Regions from separate parts of the Mus musculus genome. Here regions 2 and 3 are each linked to region 1. Evidence: chromatin loops called from intact Hi-C (ENCODE). Cell type or tissue: left cerebral cortex. All regions are shown on one strand. Each heading gives the region's core, and the rest is flanking DNA. Links, peaks and the distances in the headings are about the cores only. Region 1 has its middle 7.0 kb from the start of Taar6. Region 2 holds the start of Gm40614 (predicted gene, 40614). Region 3 holds the start of Taar9 (trace amine-associated receptor 9).

What was found. Peaks named below come from ENCODE experiments on the same cell type or tissue, not always from the same donor. Only the 100,000 strongest peaks of a DNase experiment are listed, where the experiment ranks them.
Region 2: it touches region 1 in a loop (3-fold over the local background); 15 of 42 quality-filtered maps call a loop at or near these places.
Region 3: a loop joins it to region 1, with 2.4 times the contacts of the local background. A loop is called at or near these places in 13 of 42 quality-filtered maps.

Annotation. Positions count from the first base shown.
Region 1 is chr10:23,975,022-23,982,236 of GRCm38, reverse strand. No RefSeq gene overlaps it. Among named protein-coding and RNA genes, the nearest start is that of Taar6, 7.0 kb to the left of the region's middle. In left cerebral cortex, for the core only: a CTCF peak has its summit at 2,709 (motif pointing left); DNase peaks (open chromatin) are centred at 2,707 and 3,099.
Region 2 is chr10:24,127,006-24,134,220 of GRCm38, reverse strand. It overlaps Gm40614 (predicted gene, 40614), which reads left to right and starts at 1,737. Exons shown (of 2, transcript NR_168522.1): 1 at 1,737-1,941. In left cerebral cortex, for the core only: a CTCF peak has its summit at 2,580 (motif pointing right); a DNase peak (open chromatin) is centred at 2,580.
Region 3 is chr10:24,107,453-24,114,667 of GRCm38, reverse strand. It overlaps Taar9 (trace amine-associated receptor 9), which reads left to right and starts at 5,134. Exons shown (of 1, transcript NM_001010831.1): 1 at 5,134-6,180. The coding sequence starts at 5,134. The coding sequence ends at 6,180. In left cerebral cortex, for the core only: a CTCF peak has its summit at 3,338 (motif pointing right); a DNase peak (open chromatin) is centred at 3,350.

The DNA.
Region 1 (7,215 bases), core at 1,210-5,209:
GCATTTTTAAACAAGCATAGCAAGCTGAGGAAGGAAAAATACAAAATGTATGGTTCCAGTATTAAAGGGGTACCAGGAAGTGAAAAGAATGGAGCTGAATCCTGTGTTCGAGGATATCGAGTTAAGGGAGTAGTGACCTTGGGCCAAGATCCAACCCAGCTAAATTTAGGTCCACGCATGGTAGTACAAGCCTTTAATCCCAGGAGGCAAAGACAAGCAGATCTCTCTAAATTCAAGGCTAGCCTGAGACAGAGCAAGTTCTAGGTGAAGAACAACTTAAATCCAGGCTTGATGGACCACACCCTTAATCCCAGTGCTTAGAAGACAGGCATGCAGAAATTCTGAGTTTAAAGTCAGTCTACAGAGCAAGTTCCAGGACAGCTAAGCTTAGGCAGTAAAGTAGATGGAAAACAGAAAGCTGGTGATAATGTAGTAAATAGAACAAGGGGCCACGTTCCAGCTCCTACAAGCAGCAGAACTCAGCAGCTTCAACCATGTGTCTCTGGCTTTATAGTTCAGAGGAGAAGGAGACTACTGGGACAATTGATGCTGCTTAGATGGAGCTAAGAAATTAGTGGTGATTAAGAAGAGACCAGCATCACTAAGGTGAAATGGTCTGGGAAGTGTTTTCTGAGAGCACAAAGAAGCTGTGTTCCAGAGACAGCCAACGCTGTACCTCGTGCTGCAGCTGGACTTGGTAATGTGTAAGAGTCACCCAGGTGGTACTGGTTTTGAAGCATGAAGGGGTCACGAAGAGGAGCTGAGGCTCAGCAATGTGAGAAGCCACGGAAGGCCATTGGTGAAGGTGCAGCCTCAGGTGTAGTTTATGACCTAGGACTGAAGGGGTCATGCAAAGGATTTGAGGCTTGGCACCATGAAGAGAACCTATGAGAGGCTATTGGTGAAGTCTAGTTGCAGCAGAAGACCTCAGTGTATTGCAGATGCCAGTACCATGGGATGATCACCAAAAAAACCAGCAGCCACAACGGAGTGGATCAACCTGAGCTTAAAGTGCTACAGAGGGCAGAGCTGGAGAAATGATGCCAGCCTTTTGGAAAAGCCCAGAAGATCATCTGTGAACAGATATTAAAACATGAGCCTGTAACATTGAAGTTGCCTTGGAAACCCCAAGATATTCAAGATGCTAGAGCCATAGGCTGTCTGCTGAGGAAAGCTGTTAGCAGGGAGTGGAACCAGCTCAGGAGAATGAAATTTGTTATAGGCAACAAAGATAAAAAAGGAGTTGCAGATCTGAAGACTGCTTTGACATCAGACATGGAGATGCAGAGTTTAGAGTTTGCCCAGCTGGTTTTCTGTCTTGCAGATTACAGTTAAGTGATTGGATGGAACTCAGAAGAAACTTTGAACTTGGGGCTTTTAACATTGTTGAGACTGCTATAGACTATGGGGACTTTTGAAGTTGAACTAAATGTATTTTTGCATTATGCTATGTTTAGGAATGGCCTTCATAGATTCATAAGTTTGGACAAACCTATGGGGGCCAGGGAGTGGAATATGATGGTTTGTATATGCTTGGCCTAGGGAATGTACTATTAGGAGATGTGATCTTGTTGGAATAAGTGTGTCACTGTGGGTGCAGGCTTAAGACCCTCATCCTAGTTGTCTGGAAGCCAGTCTTCTCCTAGTGGCCTTCAGATGAGGTTGTAGAACTCTGAACTCCTCCTGTACCATGTCTGCCTGGATGCTGCCATGTTTCCACCTTGATGATAAAAGACAGGACTGAACCTCTGAACCTGTAAGCCAGCCCCAATTAAATGTTGTCCTTTATAAGACTTGCCTTGGTCATGGTGTCTGTTCAAAGCACCTAAGACAATGCCCAATAGAGGTTTTTTTTTTTTTTTTTTTTTTGAGTTTTATTCAATTGAAAAGAAGAATTTCGTTGGAGCACCTGCCAAAACATTGATTCAACCAAAGGTCATTATGTTAAGTGAAAAAGCTCAAGCTCAGAAGGACAAATATATTTCCTCTCATTTCTAGATCCTAGATTTTACATAGATATAGAAAACCACATAGACAAACATAAATAATGTACACATGTCTACATATATGGCATAAAAATAGAAATGAGATTAGGGTATTAGTGGGAAGAAGATAAAGGGAAGGAGAGGAGAGGAATATGGTTGAAGTAGGTCATATATTTGGGAGAGGAATATGGTTGAAGTAGGTCATATATTTGAATGAAATGTCATTATGGAACTATTATGATATATAACCAATATTTAACAATGAAAAATTAAGCAATAAATAACAGCAGGAAGAAATGTAAGACAAACAAGAAGAAATACTACAAAGGAGTACAATTAATAAATTCTACACGTAAGAGAACATGTGAGTCTATCATGCTAATGGTTTTTAAAATCATTTTTAGGTATTCTCACATTAAACATATATATTCACTGCCCCCACAAAACACACATAATTTATTCACAATATCCAACGTGCTGTTCTGGAGTCTTCCAAAAGTCCTAAGGCCAAGTACAGGTCTAGGAAGCAATGATACCAATCAGGCATAGGTTAGACATAGCTGAAGCAAGAAACAATTACTTCCACAGCCTAGCTTGGAAAGGCCTAGTTCTGGCTCCTGTGAAGCCTTGCAATGCTGGAGCGCGCTCTCCTGGCAGATACCCTCACATGACCAACTGAGGCGAGCTTGGATTCCACTGCTCATTCCTTCCCGCTTCCCTGGTATCTCTCAGCCAGAAGCCAAGCAGACTGCTCCACCTAGTGGCCGGAGAGAGATAGGAGAGGAGGGGAGGGGAAGGGAGGGGAGGGGAGAGGAGGAGAGGGGAGGGGAGAGGAGCAAGTGGCATCGCGCACAGCCACATCTCCCGGCTTTGCTCTATTTAATGAATGGCAGGTTACAGTATCAGGATTTTGAGTATGACAGAAACTGACATAAACACATTAGCAGTCATTTCTATAAGTGTTGTTGAAATACAGTGTAACGGAGGGAGCGAAATCTAGCCTTAGAGTGTGTAGCACCTTCCAAGGGGTAACTCAGATATGAAGGAGCTGGAGGAGCAGCTCTGCTTCTCCATCCAAATTGAGTGTGTCTAAAGATGCTTCTGCAACTCCCTAATGACGTCAGACCCCCGCTGCTCCGTCCTCCTTAATGTGGACTCTCCGTGGAGCCCCAAGCCTTCAGTGCCACGCTGGAATTGCTGAGTGGGGCATGCTGCTTTGTTGAGCAACTACTGGGTTCTCAGCCTCACAGGGATGCAGATATTTATTGTTGAATTACTTAAATCCATCATGTAAATCGACCTATTGCATCCTCTTCTCTCCTTCCCTCCCTCTCTATATACATACAAAATATCGTAAATCAATAAAAATCACAGAATGTTATTTCAAAAGACTTACTTGTCTAAAAAAAGAAAAATGCTGAGATTTGAACCATCCATGTGTTTGCCTCCATTACAGTGAACTGTGTCATGCTGTGGCCAGTGAGTCATTTTCAGTGAAATCTCTAAGATGTTACTATTCTTGTACTCCAAAAAGAAGGCCCTGAGGGTCTAAACAGGAAAAGACACATGACCTAGACCTTAGGGACAAGTGGGATTTGGACCCAGGTCTATCAGACCCAACTCCTGACTCACCCTGTGATTCCCCCAGAGCAGCCTGCAAGGATGGAAACCATGCTGACTAACCCTTAGGAACAACAGAACTGCAGATTCTAAGTCCTGGGACCTTGCTGTGTGGTGTGCCCGTAGTAGAATCTCTGGTTTGGCCAGCTGTGGGAAGATCGTGTTGATGATGATTCAAATTACAGAAAAAAATTTCAAGTCTACTTAGGGACTGAAATGTTCAGCCCTGTTTATCAAGGTTAAACTTTAACAAACAAAAACTGTAAGAGAAGTAACACTGAACCCAAGCTTGCCAGAGGAAGGGGTGCTGACTGACTGAGGACAGGTCCCCGGAAGGCAAGGAATTCACTAGCCAGAAGCAGCTTGAGGTAGTACAGAGAACCGGACAGTGGCAGATGGGTTTGCCTGAGATCACCCGGTAGGTGAATCAATTGTGGGGATTCTTTCCATTGACGACCTTTGAAATTCAATTCCAGCTTTGTTTTCATCTTCCCTTTTGTGTTCAAAGTAGGAAACAGGCAACACAGCAAGTTAGCATTCCTTCTAGGCTCCACCCAATAGTTACCTAGCAACAGCCAGGTAGTCTTGGTTTGCTATAAAGAGGACTGTTTGCCCCTCTCTAACCATTTTCTCCCTCTCTGACCCCTTTCCTCCCTCTCTCTCCTTCCCTCTCCTCCTCCCTCTCCGCATGTTGTTCCTGGGTAGTTTCTTCTCTACTTTCTCTTCTCTCTCTTTCTTTCTCTGTTCCCCCCCTCTCTCTCTTTTTCTTTGCCTCTATTCCCTTCTCAACTGCCTTTCCAATGCCCTAAATAAACTTCATTCTATATTAAGACACATCCCATGGTGTGGACATTGCAAGCTTATATAAAGAATTAAATGCAAAGACTAGAAGAAATCTGTACAGCTCACGACCTGCCATTCCTGACACTTCTAGACACTCCTGAGTCTAGCCTGTCCAAGCAGACTCTACTGGCTAGTTTTGTGTCAACTTGACATAGTTGGAGTTATCACAGAGAAAGGAGCTTCAGTTGAGGAAATGCCTCCATGAGATCCAACTGTAAGGCATTTTCTCAATTAGTGATCAAGGGGGAAAGGCCCCTTGTGGGTGGGACCATCTCTGGGCTGGTAGTCTTGAGTTCTATAATAAGCAGGCTGAGCAAGCCAGGGGAAGCAAGCCAGTAAAGAACATCCCTCCATGACCTCTGCATCAGCTCCTGCTTCCTGACCTGCTTGAGTTCCAGTCCTAACATCCTTGGTGATGAACAGCAGTATGGAAGTGTAAGCTGAATAAACCCTTTCTTCCCCAACTTGCTTCTTGGTCATGATGTTTGTGCAGGAATAGAAACCCTGACTAAGACACAGACTAAACCTCCCATGCATCTGTGCTGTCTGGTGAATACCTGGCCTTCGTGGAAAGCGTCTTCCTTGATAATGCCTGGGCTAATCTCTTCTCTTCTGTTTTCAGTTTGTGTCATGCAAGTGTTGCAGGAATGTGGTATCACTCTTCCCTCCTGCGTCTTCTTTCTCTGAGACCCTGGTTGGAAAAGGTACTTCTGCTGGGACCACCTGTTTTGATGGTGGAAGACAGACATGAAAGAAGTGAGCTCAGCCATGTACCAGTCTATGACATTCTTCATTAACTTCCTGTTTGAGGATGGCAAATCCTATGCCCCATAAGGCTTTGATCAAGACAAGTCATACAACCAAACCCAGCATAAGCGAAACTGAGACTATTGCTCAGAGTGGGGACGGTGAGAGAACCATGGGAGGGAGAATAAGATAGAGGCTGGGGAGTGGAGAGGGAGACTCACAGGGGTGGGGGTAAGGGGTGGCACATCACTGGGGTTCAGGACTGATATTGAGGTGATGAGTCCCTTCTCAAGTTGTTTGAAGCTTCTCTCATGAGTATGAGCACACACACACACACACACACACACACACATGTGCATACACCTATTTATATCAGGATATATATATATATACATATATATATATCACTTACTCACCCATACCATCAGCTGGCTGAGTTATTTAATGGGTTTAGCTTAGCTGAAGGAAGCAATATGAGCAAATTGAGATATGTATAGAGAATGAACTACTGGGTAGGGTCATACAAAATAAGTACAATTCACCTCAAATTTTTAGACTATATTTTGAAATTTTATTTTATTACTATTTTATTTAAATGTCATGCATATGTCATGTATATGTGTGCGTGCACATGTGTATATGTGCCCAAGGAGGTGTCCAAGGAGGCCACTGGATAGATCCCTTGGAGGTGGAGTTAATAAGCAGCTGCCTAATGTGGGTGTCAGGAATTGTACTTGGGTCTTCTGCAAGAGCAACAGGTATTCTTAACCATTGGGCCAACTCTTCAGCACCTAGCCCTAGACTATATTGATGTTTTGTGGAACACATGAGCATAACACACACACACACACAATGTAAGCAAACACATACATATGCACATGCACACACACAATATAAAGAAGCAAATACACACACATGTACACACACATAATGTAAGCAAACACATGCACACACATGTATACAAGCAATGTAAGCAAGCACACAGATAATGTAAATAAGCACACACACACAAATACATACATACTATGTAAGCAAGCACACACACACATAATGTAAGCAAGCACATAAACACACAATGTAAACAAGCACAGACACACACAATGTAAGAAAACACACACACACACACATGCATACACACACACACACACCATTGCCATCATGGTTGTATTTTTGACCTCTTCTTCACTGGGATGCTCTTGATGAAGAAAAGCTCATCTTGGGTACCACTGGTTGAGGTGTTAGTGGTGATATCTGACTGGTTGCCCTCTGTTCACATCTGAACTCAAAGCTACTGTATTAGGAAGAGAGCCTGGAATTCGTCTTTGAATGGGTGTCTTATATGGTGAAGAGTAGTCCACCTTTCTACCAGTGAACCATCCCTGAAGTTTTATCTGTTCCATTTTTTATATGAGAAGAGCCCGCTGTGATCTTAGCACTTAGTTTGGTATGCGTTACAAAGAAAAATCAGTATTCTTCCATCTCGGTATAGCTGTTTGCGGATGCATAGCAATTTCACTAAGCCGTTGCTACTTTGAACCTTAATAATTTAGTGACACCTGCTGGCAAAGCTTAATTGGAAGTTTCCGCACAGTTATGTGACAGAGGTGGCTATTTCCAAGATATTTTAAAGATGTACTTCAATGTTATTGTTTTCCTCTGGGTTTCTGTCTTTTACATTATATTGTCAATTTAGAAACTGTATTCTGAAGTAGGGTCCACAGTCTTTACTGTGTACTCTGAAGTCAAGGCACTTGCTTTCAGTGTAGTTGATTCCTACTTAGCAGGAGCACAGAGAGATTAGAGAGTATCCACTCAGCAAAGCATCACATCGTGCTGAGCTCGAAGGAGCATGCCTTTGAGCACAGGATTCTACTGTTCCAACAGCGCAAAGACATTTGCCTCTTGCAGCCTGGACTCATAGCAAAGATGGTGAAGGAGCGGTCCTTGAGTCCCCGAGAGCAGGTGCCTCACCCAGCTACCCAACAGCTCTGCTCCCTCCATAATTCAGGCTCTCTTTCCT
Region 2 (7,215 bases), core at 1,056-5,055, 150 kb before region 1:
AATATACTTAATCTCTCAAACTCCTGTTTCCTCACCCAGGAAATAGAGACAAAGATATTTCAAAGGTTCTCTGTGATGATCACCAGTATAAATTCAAGAAAATAACTAATATTATCAGTGTGTTATGATTTTATTTTATAAAGCATGGACATACAGACACACAGACACACACACACACACACACACACATACACACACTCAGGCAGGGAGTCAAAATCTGGAAGAATATACTTATAAACATCCTTATGGTTAATTTTTTTTTCTATTTGCTTCTGAATTTTTTTCCCTTTAAGTGAGATACATGAGGAAGAACAAGTCTGTTTATTTGAAAGCAAATGAACCATGTAGACTCTGAGAGAATGGTGTCCTGGAAATGGCTCAGGATGACGTGGTCCTGAGAGAATCACTCTCTGGTCACAGAAATTGAATGAGGTGCAGTGAAATTATTCTATGTTCATTAATGTTTTTCCAATGTTATCTATTTTTGTTTATGTATAGTGTGCTCTTTTCTGCATGTATGTCTGTATGCTAAATGTGTGCAGAGACTGCTAAGGCCAGAAGCAGACATCAGATCTTCTGGAACGGGAGCTACTAGGGTGGTCATGGAAACCCAGTTTGGGTCCTCTTAACAAAAAGAGCTTTCCCAGGTCCCCCTTGAGTTTATTATTTAAGTCTTAAATATTTTTTTTAACATGGAGGACTGCCTGTGATAGTAAGCTAACCCTCAATTTAAAGGTTAGGAGATAGCCAATTGAAACTGCACTTGGATATTTCTGCTCATGACCAGTTGGCTCCAGTTTTTCTTAAAACTTCCTGCTTTCTAGAGTGATAGGCAAGGTATGGCACTGCGTGTGGGTGTGAGTGTTGCTTCCGGAAGGACCACAGGAAGTGGACAGACTCAGAAAGAGAATGGGGAAGTGACAGATACTGCAGGAGGGAGTGGGGAGGGAGAGGAGGAAGAAAGAAGTGAGAAGTGAGGAGATGAGAGAGAGGGGAGGGGAAGGAGGGAGGGAGGGAGGGAGGGAGGGAGGGAGGGAGGGAGGGAGGGAGGGAGAGAGAGAGAGAGAGAGAGAGAGAGAGAGAGAGAGAGAGAGAGAGAGAGAGAGAGAGAGAGAGAGAGAACAAATATCTGGCGGCAGCAGCAGAATACCCAAACAAGGAGGTAGCCATTTAGAAACATACTTTCTCTTGTTCCTTGCGGCCCTTTCTTTGTCTTTCCATCACTTTTCCCTTTTAAATACTCTGTTTCCATTTGTGGCTCTCACAGCCCCCTCACATTACCAAACACAGTTCTCCATTTGGACTCTTATAGTCCCACGTTGACTAGCAAAAAGTTTGTGAGCAGCATTACAGAGTCAGCTCTGATAACAGTTACAAACTCGGTAAAGTCTGTGACTAACCATCCAGCGACAGTGAAAATCCTCCAAACAACCAAGCAAATATAAGTTCACATTTAGCCTTTTAAAGGTGCGGGGTCACACAGATTGGAAGAGGAATGCCATTTCTTACAGTTTACTCAGGAGCCTCTTTGATAGGAGGCACTCAAAAAACAAAAACAAAATCAAGACAAAAACAAAACAAAAAACCCCCAATGTCTTCAACCAGGCTCTCCCCAAGGCCAGTCTCTCCAGCTCCCGGGTGCCCTTGCTGCTCTCTAGCCTGAAGGAAACTATTGTTTACTTGGCCCCTCCCTAAGTAGACTCTGAACTTATTCAGCTGCTCCCTGCATTCTTAGCACCTGCGCGGAAGGACGCCTGGCCTCTAAAGTGCTTAGCAAGCTTGTCTCAGTGGATGTTACCTGACTTTCCTAAGTCCTTGTTGAGACTTCTCCTTTAAAACCGTGTCAGGATCCCATGGAAAAGCTGTTGAGAAAAGCTTACTCAGGATCCAGTTTAGATTCAAGAGGGAAATGTCTGCAGAACACCAGGAGATCTGAAGCAGGTACCCTTAGTGAAGACTAATGTGATTCTGATGAAGAGAAGAGTTTCAAACTCTTAGCTCATTTTTATGAAGACATTATGATTATGATTTTTTTTTGGCAGAGAGAGGACCTTGGAGCTGTGGGCTGGTACACTTTAGCTGGCGACTGGCCTGCAGATGCTTTAGCTCAGGACAGCTAGTCACAGCAGGTGAAGGGAGAGTCGTTTCGAGTTCAATGACATGATTCTAGAGTCCACTAATATTTTTAAGTGTTATTTATTCTGGCACATTTTCAAAGTGTTTTGTTGCAGGATCAGGGTGGAGGAGAGGTCTAATTTCTTTTAAAGATTTTTTTTTTTAATGGTGCCCAGAGGTATGGTTACAATTACTGTAGTTTAACACACAAATCCATGGGCAATCAGGAATTGGGACGTAAAACTAGACAGGAGTAACACTGGGGGTGGGGTGGGGGTGGGGGTGGGGGGGAGCTGTTCCCGGAATTCAGGACCCAATATGGCTTCTTCTTGAGATCTTGTCTGTTCTCACCCTGGAGTCCATCTTGTTAGAGCCAAAGTTTTCGTACCTTTGAAAGAAATAGCCCAGGTTTCTCTTGCTTTCGGTTCCTTTTGATCAGTTTACGGTTGTTCAAATTGACCACTAGGGGGCAGCAAATTACAGCAGAAGTAGAGGTCCTTATGTATGCAATAAGCTTGAAACAGCCTTTAAAAAAGACTCATGTCCTAATCCACTTTTAGCTATTGTTCTCAAACTTAGTTCATACTGTCGTTATGTACATTATTTCTAAGTTATTAGAGGAGTTCCCTCAGGAATGAAACAATAGTGCCTGGATACATGGTTTTGTTTTATTGTCTTTTAGAAAACATCTTCTTTCTTTCTTTCTTTCTTAGTGAAAATCATACTGCAACAAACTCAAATAAAAATATGACACTGCATGGTTAGAATGGTCATTCTGAAGCCGTGGGTCTTCCCTTGGGGTTTTACACATTAATTATCAATTATAAAAAATAAAACAAAAATAAAAACAAGAACAAACACTCCAGAGTTGAAATTAGAAAACCAAGTAGTTTTTTGTTCCCTTTTCACAGCTTCTGTGTCCTTTTGCCTGCTTTCTGTCCTGCCCTGTCACCTAAGAGGACCCTTTTGGGGTCTCCATTGTAAATATTATGCTATGCTTACACTTAAATGTTTCCATAAATACATGTCTATGCTATATGCTGGAATCTGCATGTGAGAGAGAATAAGCAAGCACGTTTTCTCTTTCTGAAGTTGTGTGTACCGCCCCCCCGCCCCCCACCCCCGGAATAGTATTCATTCTGAGTTCAGTTTCCTGGGAAATTCTGATCTCATTCTTCTTCATAGATGAATAATATTCCATTTTATATATGTACTAGGGTTTCTTTATCCATCCATTTGTTGACAGGCATCTAAGTTGTTAACGTTTCCTTGCTATAGTACACAGAACAGAATTCTACTCGGATGTGCAAAAATGTCTCTGTGTAGGATATGGAGTGGAATCACTGGGTCATGTGGTAGGGGTTGTAGTCATTGTTGTGTTGCTGTGAAGAGAATCCACAGCCACAGGAACTCTTACAAAGGGGGGTCATTTAACTGAGGTTTGTGACAGTTTCAGAGGTTCAGTCCATTGTCCTGATGGTGGGAACACGGCAGTGCGTATGCAGACACGGTGCTGGCTTGGTTTTTTTTTTTAAACCTCAAAACCCACCCTCAGTGACACACCTCCTCCAACTGGGCCACACCTCTTAATCCTTTCATATAGTGCTGGAGGCCAAACATTTAAATCTATGAGTCTATGGGGGCCGCTCTCATTCAAACCACCATAGCAGTTTTAGACTTAAGTTTCTGAAGACCCGCCACCCTGATATCCATGATGGTCACATTAATTTGAACTACCAACAGCAGGGAATAAAGATCTTTCTCCACATCTTCTCCATTGCCAGTTTTCTTGATGGTAGCCATTCTGACTAGGGTGAGGTGGTATCTACCTCAAAGTAGTTTTAAAAAACAAAGACAAGAAGGACTGGAGATGTTGAACATTTTGTTAAACGGCTTTTGTCCATTTGGTCTTTCTTTGAAAAATGTCTGCTCTGTACTCTAGCCGGTTTGCTGATCGGCAGTCTTATCACTTGGTATTTAATTTCCTCAGCTTTTGGAGGTCCCTGTGTGAAGCATACAGAGATTTTTCTCCCTTCCCGTGGGCTGTCTGCGCATGACGCTGACTGTTTCCTTTGCTGTGTGTGCAGAAATGCCTTGCTTCCATGTAGACTCACTATTGATACTTAGGCTAGTTCCTATGCTATGCAGAAAATTCTTGCCTTCCCCAGCACCTTGGAGACTATTTTTTAGGCTTTTATCTGATAGTCTTAGCATTTCAAGATTTTAAAATATTGTTTTATTATTTTATTTATTTATTTTACATCCTGACTGCAGTTTCCCGTTCCTCTGCTCCTTGTCCTTCCCTCCCTTGTCGCCTCCCTCTTCCTCCCCATCCACTTCTACAAGGACTTTGGTCCATTTTTTTATTGATTTATTCATACAAAGTGAGAGTTATTAGTCTAATTCCGTTATTCTGCAGGTGACTATCTAATTTTGCAAGCATGCTTTATTGAAGGGGCTTTGTTTCTAGTGCATGTTTTTTACCCCTTTGTCAAAAATTAAGTGACCATACTTTGTCTGTTTATTTCCAGGTCTTATATTCTGTCCCATTAGCCTTCCTGTCTATTTTTATGCTGGATCCAGGTTGTCTTTGTCACTATAGCTTTGGAGTATAGTTTGAGGTCAGGTATTATGCTACCACTAGCTATGATTTTGCATCTTATGACTGTTTGGGTTATTCATGGTTATATATTTTTATTGCTCTAGTTGGTGGCCTGAACCTGGAAGAATGGAGCCAAAAACTGAGGTGGACTAAAGTCTCATGCAATAGCCAACTTTATTCTGAGTATCAGACAATTTATATTCTGAGGGCATTATGAGCGTTAAGCCAGTTCAAATAAACGATGGTCACATGAGTTTAGGCTGTACACGGTTACAGCAATTTTTACATGATTAATTCCGCCAGTCCAGGAGGGTGGAAGCTTCCTATATTCTTTACTATCTTGTTTGACCTCCTTTTCTACTGCCTTGAAGTTTTTGTTTACATGTGTTTGTAACTTTTTATAACACCATAAAGGAATTTTTTTTTTTTTTTTTTAGTTTTTTGAGACAGGGTTTCTCTGTGTAGCCCTGGCTGTCCTGGAAATCACTTTGTAGACCAGGCTGTCCTCGAACTCAGAAATCTGCCTGCCTCTGCCTCCCGAGTGCTGGGACTAAAGGTGTGCTCCACCACGCCTGGCTGGGATATTTTTCTTAATTCTTTTTCTCTGAGAGCACATTATTTGTTTCAATATGGAAATTCAAATATGGGGCCTCCAGTTTTCCTTGAGTTTGGATTACGCAACTTTAAATGTTCATCAAATCAAAACATTTTCTAGTAGATCCTAAAGAGTCTTTTAAGTGTAGAATCATGGCATCTGCAAATACGGATAGTTTGGCTTCCTACTTTCCTATTTTGATTTATTCATATCTTTCTGATTGCTATAGCTAAAGCTTCGGGTCCTATATTGAACAAGAAAGAGAGCAGGCATGCTTACCTCTTTCCAGATCGTAGAGAATATCCACTTGTCTTTGTTTGCTATAAGGTCGACATCTTAGTTATCAACCTATTGCTGTGAGGAGACACTATGACCAAAACAACTTATAAACGGAAGTATTTAGCTGGGGGCTTGCTTACAGGTTTAGGGGGTTAGTTCATGAACATCATGGCAGGGAACATGGTGGCATGCAGACATAGTGCTGGAGCAGTAACTGGGGCATTTGATTCATAAGTTGTGGACATAGAGAGACTGTGCCTAACGTCAGCTTTCGAAACCTTAGAGCACACACCTAGTGATACACCTCTTCCAACAAACCCACACCTCCCAGTTCTGCTCAAACAGCCCTACTCGCTGGAGACCAAGCTTTCAAATATAGGAGCCTGTGGGGACCACTCTCATTCAAACCACCACAGTTGCTTTGGTTTTATTATTTTGAGATATTCTCCAGTCATTCCTAATATCTCCAGGACTTTTATCATGAAGGGATATTAAATTTTGCCAAGTGCCTTTTTGGCACTAAAAGAAACGGTTAGGTAGCTTCTGTCCTCAAGTTATATATATATATATATATATATATATATATATATATATATATATATATATATATATATATATATATTGTTGCATTTATTGTTTTAAGTATTTTGTGTGATCTTAATGTGTTTCTGAATTTAATTTGTAAGTATTTTTTTTTAGAATTTCTGTGTCTGTGTTCAAGAAAAATTGGTCTTTACCTGGTTTTTGTATCATAATAATCTGCCTTTGTGTAATGAACTGGATAGTGTTCCTTCACTTTGTATTTTGAAAATGAAGACTTAACACCAGCTCTTTCTTAAAAAGCTTAGTAAATTCAGCTGTGAATCCATCTGACCCTGGGCTTTTCTTTGAAGGGGGGCTTTTTGGTTTGTTGGTTTCTTGGTTTTTTGTTCTTTTTTTTTTTTCAAGACAGGGTTTCTCTGTATAGCCCTGGCTGTCCTGGAACTCACTTTGTAGACCAGGCTGGCCTCAAACTCAGAAATCCGCCTGCCTCTGCCTCCCGAGTGCTGGGATTAAAGGCGTGCGCCACCACCGCCCAGCTTGAAGGGAGGCTTTTTAACCTAGCTTCAACCTCACAGCATGTTATGAGTCTGTTAAATGGTTGGGCCCTCTGGCTTTTCACTTTGGTAGGTGATACGGATTTAGAATTTACCTATTTCTTCTTTTTTTCCAGCATTTGAGAGTATAGATTTTTCAATAATGTTCTATATTTCATTGTTGTTTGTTTTAATAATCTCTTTTTCAGCTCTAACGTTAATTTCTGTTTTTTCTTACTTAGGTTGGCTAAGAGTTTGTCAGTCTGACTTTTACAAAAATGACTGGTTATTTTAGGCTCCGTTACTTTCTTAATTCTTGCTATCCTTTGCTGTCTGTTGGGCTTGTGAGTGGCTGCTTGCTGTTTTCCCTAGGCTCATCCTTAGGGGATTTATCTGGGATTCCTCAGATATTTGAGTGGGGCACTCATTGCCATAAGGATTCCTCTAGGGCTGCCTTGGTTGTGCCCCAGATGTTCTGAGAAACTGTCTTTTTTATTTTCACTGTCTCTAAGAACTTTTAGAATTTTCTTTATGATTTCTTTTGAATG
Region 3 (7,215 bases), core at 1,174-5,173, 130 kb before region 1:
ACCAGCAGGACCAGAGCACCCAGGAACTATGCCTGACCAGTGGCTTGGGTTCCTTCATGCCTGGGCCGGTACCCTGAGCAGACCTTGGGTGTGAACTCTGCAGCCAGTCCCACAACACCCAGAATAATCTTCACTCCCAGGCACTCTAACACACCCAGGACCACAGGATCCCAGGATCCCAGGAGCTTGGTCCCACCAGGATCTAAGGGTCCCAGAGGCAGCTTGACTCCCAGGAGCTCTGACACACCTAGGTTCTCAGGATCACAGAATCAGAGACAACTGAACTCCAAGGAGTTCTGACATAACCAGGACCACAGGAAGGATATCCAGTCAGATACAGCGAGGGCAGGTAACACTAGAGATAATCAGATGGAGGGAGGCAAGCATAAGTACATAAGCAACAGAAACCAAGGTTACTTGGCATCATCAGAACCTAATTCTCCACCATAGCAAGTCATGGATACACCATCACACTGGAAAAGCAAGATTCGGATCTAAAATCACTTGTAATGATGATGATAGAGGGCTTTAAGAAGGACATAAATAACTCCTTTAAAGAACTAGAGATGAACACAGGTAAACAGCTAGAAGCCATTAATGAGAAAACACAAAAATCCCTTAAAGAATCGCAGGAAAACACAATCAAACAGGCCAAGGAAATGAACAAAACCATTCAGGATATAAAAATGGAAATAGAAACAATAAAGAAATCACAAAGGGAGACAACCCTGGAGTTAGAAAACCTAGGAAAGAGATCAGGAGTCACAGATGCAAGCATCACCAACAAACTACAAGAGATAGAAGAGAGAATCTCAGGAGAAGAAGATACCATAGAAAACATTGACACAACAGTAGGGGGAAAAAAAAAACCCAAAAAGAAAAAAGCTCCTAACACAAAACATCCAGAAAATCCAGGACACAATGAGAAGACCAAACCTAAGGATAATAGGCATAGAAACAAAATTTTCTAGACAGATACCAGGTGCCAAAGTTAAATCAGGATCAGATAAATCATCTAAACTGCCCCATAACCCCTAAAGAAGCAGTCATTAGAAGCAGTCATTAACCCAACCAAAAAAAAAAAAAAAAAAAAACCAAGGACCAGATGGGTTTAGTGCAGAATTCTATCAGACCTGCAAAGAGGACCTAATAGAATACTCTTCAAACTATTTCACAAAATAGAAACAGAAGGAACACTACCCAATTCATTCTACAAAGCCACAGTTACAAGGCGTATTTTCCCTTGGACATGGAACAGTTCCTTAATGACAAGTTCCTCAGGAACTTGTCACAATTTCCTCTCATAGAGAACTTTATAAGAATTTTTTTCCTACTTTTATCATGTTTAATGTTCCAAATATGTTTTAAAAACTGGTTGAGTGCATATTACTTTTAGCTTCAGAAGATATCATGTATATTTAAGAGGCATTTAACTATTATGAATTATTTCGATGACGGTTTAAAAAAAAATCCCTTTTTGTTTTTGCTGCACATAGCAGCTGTTATGTTCCTTCTAATCATCTTTACCGATGATGCAGCAAGACATCTGTGGACTAAGCATGATATGGAGCTCTGGAGAGCAGCATTAGCTTGGACAGAGTGATGGAACAGAGCCATGGACAATAGCATGGCCATACCTCCAAACAGTTTCCATTACGTAGAATAGACATGGCCCTTTCCCCCCAAACAGACAAACACGCTTATATGAACATGACCTTCAGTTAAGAACAGTAATATAGCAATAGTGTAAGGAACCTTGGAGTTCACTCAGAACACCACAAGATGTTTTTAAAAATCAAACACCTCATTCTAACACAGAGTTTCCACTTTTACCTTTCTAAGCCTCCATTTATGTAGCAGAGGATGGCCTTATCTGGCATCAATGGACAGGGAGGCCCTTGGTCCTGTGGAGGCTTGATGCCCCAGCATAGGGAAATGCTAAGGTGGTGAGACAGGAGGGGCTGGCTGGGTTGGGCAATGAGATAGGGGGTTTGTGGAGGAGACACTGGGAAGGGGGAATAACATTTGAAATGTAACTAAATAAGATAACCAATAAAAGAAAAAAGAAAAAAATAAGCATTGGAAAAATTAAAGTTACACATATTATTAACTCCTTTACAAAGCATGGAAAATGTTCAGTCTCTGCAAGCAAGAAGGGGTGTTTTCTGAAACTATGTCACCACACTGTCACACAGTTCATACTCATTGCTGTGTTCTATGGCAGAAAAAAGTTGGCTGTGTGTGGGTACAATGTGCCGTTGTGTGCACTGTGCATGGAAAATATTCTCCATCATTCTTGACAGCTAAAAATGTACTTTCTAGGTGGCTCAATTTTAAAATTAAAATTTTAGATTAGCATTTAGAGCACTTCAGCCATGACTATACACCGAGAACTACAAAAAGAAATAAGGCCATTTTTTTAATTAGATATTGTCACAGGGATATTGTATGACTATTCTGTTCTCTTCCTGCAAATCACTTCTATTTAGAGAAAATATTTCTGTTGTATTGACTAAACTATTTCAAAAATTTGTTTTTAGAGACAGATGTCATATCTATTACCAAGCCCCCCCCCAGCTTTATTTTGCTAGACTAGCTGTCAATCATCTCCTGCTCCTCTCTCTCCCTCCTCTTCTTCCTCTTTCTCCTCCTCCATCACTTATTTTATATACAGATCTACCCTTAATTACTATGGCCTCATTTAGTCCTCTTTCTGACTATTTGTAATTATTTATTCTCCATTATTATTTTGGCATTTGAGATTTGTAGACTGGGTGCCTATTCACACTGTCAGCAGCGACCTTATAAAATGCTTTGACATTGTCTCCTCTGCACAAACGTGGCTTCAGTTGTTCCTTTCCCTGCTCCTTATCCCATTGCTGGGACCAACATTTCTTTACAAAATTCTAATCTCTCCTATGAATAAAGAGCACCATTAAAGAACAATATGGATCTTGGAGGTGTTACTGGAGCCCTTGCTTCTATGGTAAGGGCAAGGATTAAGAGATTGTCGAGACTGAAAGCTGTCATCCTTGAGCTCAAGGGTAGAGGGATAGGAAAGGCAAGCATGCTCTCTTGCACAAGAGCATCATTATTTGGACATAGGGAAGTGGGGGACGGTTATTCAAAGACTGAGGACTCAGAATTCATTACACAGACATTTAAAATTTGGGGCAGGATACCACCTAGACTGAAATGCTTTAGCTCCCCTGAGAGCAAACCAAGACACGTGTGGACTTTATTCGCAGAATGAGACTAGAAGAAGAAAGTATGTCATTAGTACAACTTTATTGGTCACTTTGGTCATGCTGATCTACAAACATGTAGAATTACCACCAGGGGGAGCCCAAGTGTGACAGGGACACTGTCTGAAATGGGAAAGTTCATTCCTGGACAACAAACCAAGCTGAGCTCCAATAAAAATCAAAGTCATCAAAGTCTGTGACGCTTGTAATAGAACAAGTGTCATTTAAACACGTGCAGACAGAGAAACCCATTGCTGAGATGTGGTAAAAACAAAAGATGCACACCATCTGTATATAGTCCTGCATTTCTAACACATGCATGCCATGGGATAAATGGCAGTAAGTGCAGGCTACTCTCTAGGATGGAGATGAGTGATATTCAAATACAAGGTGTCTCTTAGTCCCAAAGTAGAAGCTAATCACTTGCTTGTCAGGTACACTTTAGAAAGCCTCTTTACACTATATGGTCTTCTAAAAACAAAATCAAACACCCACAGAAATAACATGCGCCTTGGATGGCATTGTTCACACGTGTTTACAGGGCACAGCAGGGGTACAGGCAACTGCTCACACCCACCCCAGCTGCTCACACTCCTCTTGGCCTGTTTAAAACTAAGCATCCTAGAAGTGCAAGGAGACCTATGGCTTGTTTTTCTTTTCTTTTTTTTCTTTTCTTTTCTTTTTTTTTTTTCTTACTGATTTTAGACAGCTCACACAGGCTCTCTTCCTAAGAAACACTTTCATGATGGTTATTCTAGTAACAATTCGGTAAGAGTTTTCCAGGATACTTCCAGCTGCTCAAATCATCAACACAAAAAGACAAAATAGAAATATAAGTCACAGTTAAAGTACATTCCTCATGTGTGTGTTTAAGGCAACTAAGAGTAAGCTGGTCCCAGCGTTCACACTCTATACTATGGGGATTTTGAGCTTACAATTTGAAGGACATGTAATTTATTTTTTTCCAGTTTAAAAAAAAAAAAAAAGCAAAACTAAGTTGTTGATTGCAGCCGATGGCCGCTCTGGGGAGACAAAAAAGAAGTAAATAAAATTCAGCCATTGGTGGCAAAACCAGTTCAATCCAGTTTGCTATTTTCAAAAGGTAAGATGACATCCACAGAAAAAAACTTTTCTAACAATTAATAAAGTAAATTCTATGATGATAGTAATTATAATATAGTAATAATAGGGCAAAGATATAATATAAAATAAACATTAGACAATGTACATTTACTTAGTAAGACTTTTGACTTTTAAATGGCTTTTTGCAACAGGTTTTTGTTTCTTAACATCCTTAGAGCACTTTTGGGAAAGAGTAAAATGGGTATACAAAAAACACGTAGTAAAAGGTTACCTTTACTTTAAATAGAGTTCTTGTTTTTTTTTGTTTTTCTTTATGTTTCCCCAGGAGATTTTTAAGTTGTTGTACTGGCTAGTTTTGTGTCAACTTGACACAGCTGGAGTTATCACAGAGCTTCAGTCGAGGAAATGCCTCCATGAGATCCAACTGTAAGGCATTTTCTCAATTAAAGATCAAGGGGGAAAGGCTCCTTGAGGGTGGGACCATGTCTGGGCTGGTAGTCTTGGGTTCTATAAGAGAGCAGGCTGAGCAAGCCAGGGGAAGCAAGCCAGTAAAGAGCATCTCTCCATGGCCTCTGCATCAGCTCCTGCTTCCTGACCTGCTTGAGCTCCAGTCCTGACGTCCTTGGTGATGAACAGCAGTATGGAAGTGTAAGCCGAATAAACCCTTTCCTCCCCAACTTGCTTCTTGGTCATGATGTTTGTGCAGGAATAGACACCCTGACTAAGACAGTTGTTAACCCCGTTTTTTGCTTTAGATTGCTAGAATGGAAACCTGGGAAGTTTACAATTACCAAGACTGGAGGCAATGACAAGCGACTTCTCCCCAGAACCGCCCATGGAGCTCTGCTATGAGAATGTGAACGGATCCTGCATTAAAAGCTCTTACGCACCCTGGCCTCGAGCCATCCTCTATGGGGTCCTCGGTTTGGGAGCCCTGCTGGCAGTGTTTGGGAACTTACTGGTCATCATTGCCATCCTCCACTTTAAACAGCTGCACACGCCTACGAACTTCCTGGTGGCCTCCCTGGCCTGTGCTGACTTCTTGGTGGGGGTGACAGTGATGCCCTTCAGCACGGTGCGTTCTGTGGAGAGCTGCTGGTACTTTGGGGAGAGTTACTGTAAGTTCCACACGTGTTTCGACACCTCCTTCTGTTTTGCGTCTCTGTTTCATTTATGCTGCATCTCCATTGACCGGTACATTGCAGTTACAGATCCACTGACCTATCCGACCAAGTTCACTGTATCGGTTTCTGGACTGTGCATTGCTCTCTCTTGGTTCTTTTCTGTCACATACAGCTTTTCCATCTTTTACACGGGAGCCAATGAGGAAGGGATTGAGGAATTAGTGGTTGCTCTGACCTGTGTGGGAGGCTGCCAGGCTCCACTGAATCAAAATTGGGTTTTACTTTGTTTCCTTTTGTTCTTTCTGCCCACTGTGGTCATGGTGTTTCTATATGGTCGGATATTTTTGGTGGCAAAGTATCAGGCTAGGAAGATAGAGGGTACAGCCAACCAAGCTCAGGCCTCCTCTGAGAGCTATAAGGAAAGAGTAGCCAAAAGAGAGAGGAAGGCTGCCAAGACCTTGGGGATCGCCATGGCTGCATTTCTCGTGTCCTGGCTGCCATACATTATTGATGCGGTTATTGACGCTTACATGAACTTCATAACTCCTGCGTACGTCTATGAGATATTAGTGTGGTGTGTTTACTACAATTCAGCTATGAACCCCTTGATATACGCCTTTTTTTATCCTTGGTTTCGTAAGGCAATAAAACTTATTGTGAGTGGCAAAGTCTTCAGGGCTGATTCATCAACAACTAATCTATTCTCTGAAGAGGCAGGTGCAGGTTAAAACAGTCACAGCAGAGATTTGAAATCTGACTAGGGTTTAAGGTCAGAGGTAAAACTAATCCCTCTAATCTAGCGAGGTCCCATAATCATTCACCCAGCAGGAGATCTTAGGTTCAAAGGCTACTCTGAAGTATTTTCTTCTTAGAGTGCCTGTACATTTTAGGGCTGAGTCACAGGGGACCCATCTGTTAATTTCTTCCAAAGTGGTGTGCTCCTTAATGTCTTTGCTTTGCTCTGAAATTTCTATTAGTTTCTTTGAGTCATTTGAAGGATTCTAATTCCCCCCTCGCCCCTCCCTGTGGTCGGTTTTCCCTCATAATGAGTGTTCGGATATTGACAATAACAAAGACAATGAAGCGCTCACAAACATGGAATTAGCATGCAGGAGACAAAGCCTCCTTTAAGGCATATGTTGCATGAGAAGTAAATATAATTTCAAATTATTTAAACATTCATTTTTAATGTTAAGGGACATTACAGTGCATTAGCACTGAGAACACCTAAGTGACTGAAAAGCATCTAAACGCATGCAAAGGCTCACGTTTCAGGAACCTGGGGGTTGCTCCTTCCTCTTTTCACAGATATAAGTTCACAAGAAACACGTGTGCTTATACTGCATTTTAAAGTGTTAATTCAAATGTGTGTTTTTTTTTTTTTTTAACATTTGTGGTCTTTCTTTGAATCGAAGGGAGTCAAACAGGAAAACCAAAGGTTGTTTTAACACAACAGGAACTCAAACAGATATTTCCTGCAGGAATGTGTCCCACTTTCTAGTCCAGTATATAATCCTCAATCAATGTGAGTTTTAGTTCATTTTGATTAAAATGTGTGTTATGTGTTTCAAGATACAGTGCTGATACATTTTAAGTAGAGCTGAGAGTGTTTAGCAGGAAGAGGAGAAGGGGGACACGAAGCTTCCCAGCTGAGCACTGGGTGTGGTTCAGAAAACAAGAGATCCAAGAGATTGCCTTAAACTGCTGTGCCTTGGTCTCACTCCTAAAGAAGCAACTGAAAGCCGTGTCTGCTAGCCTGTGCG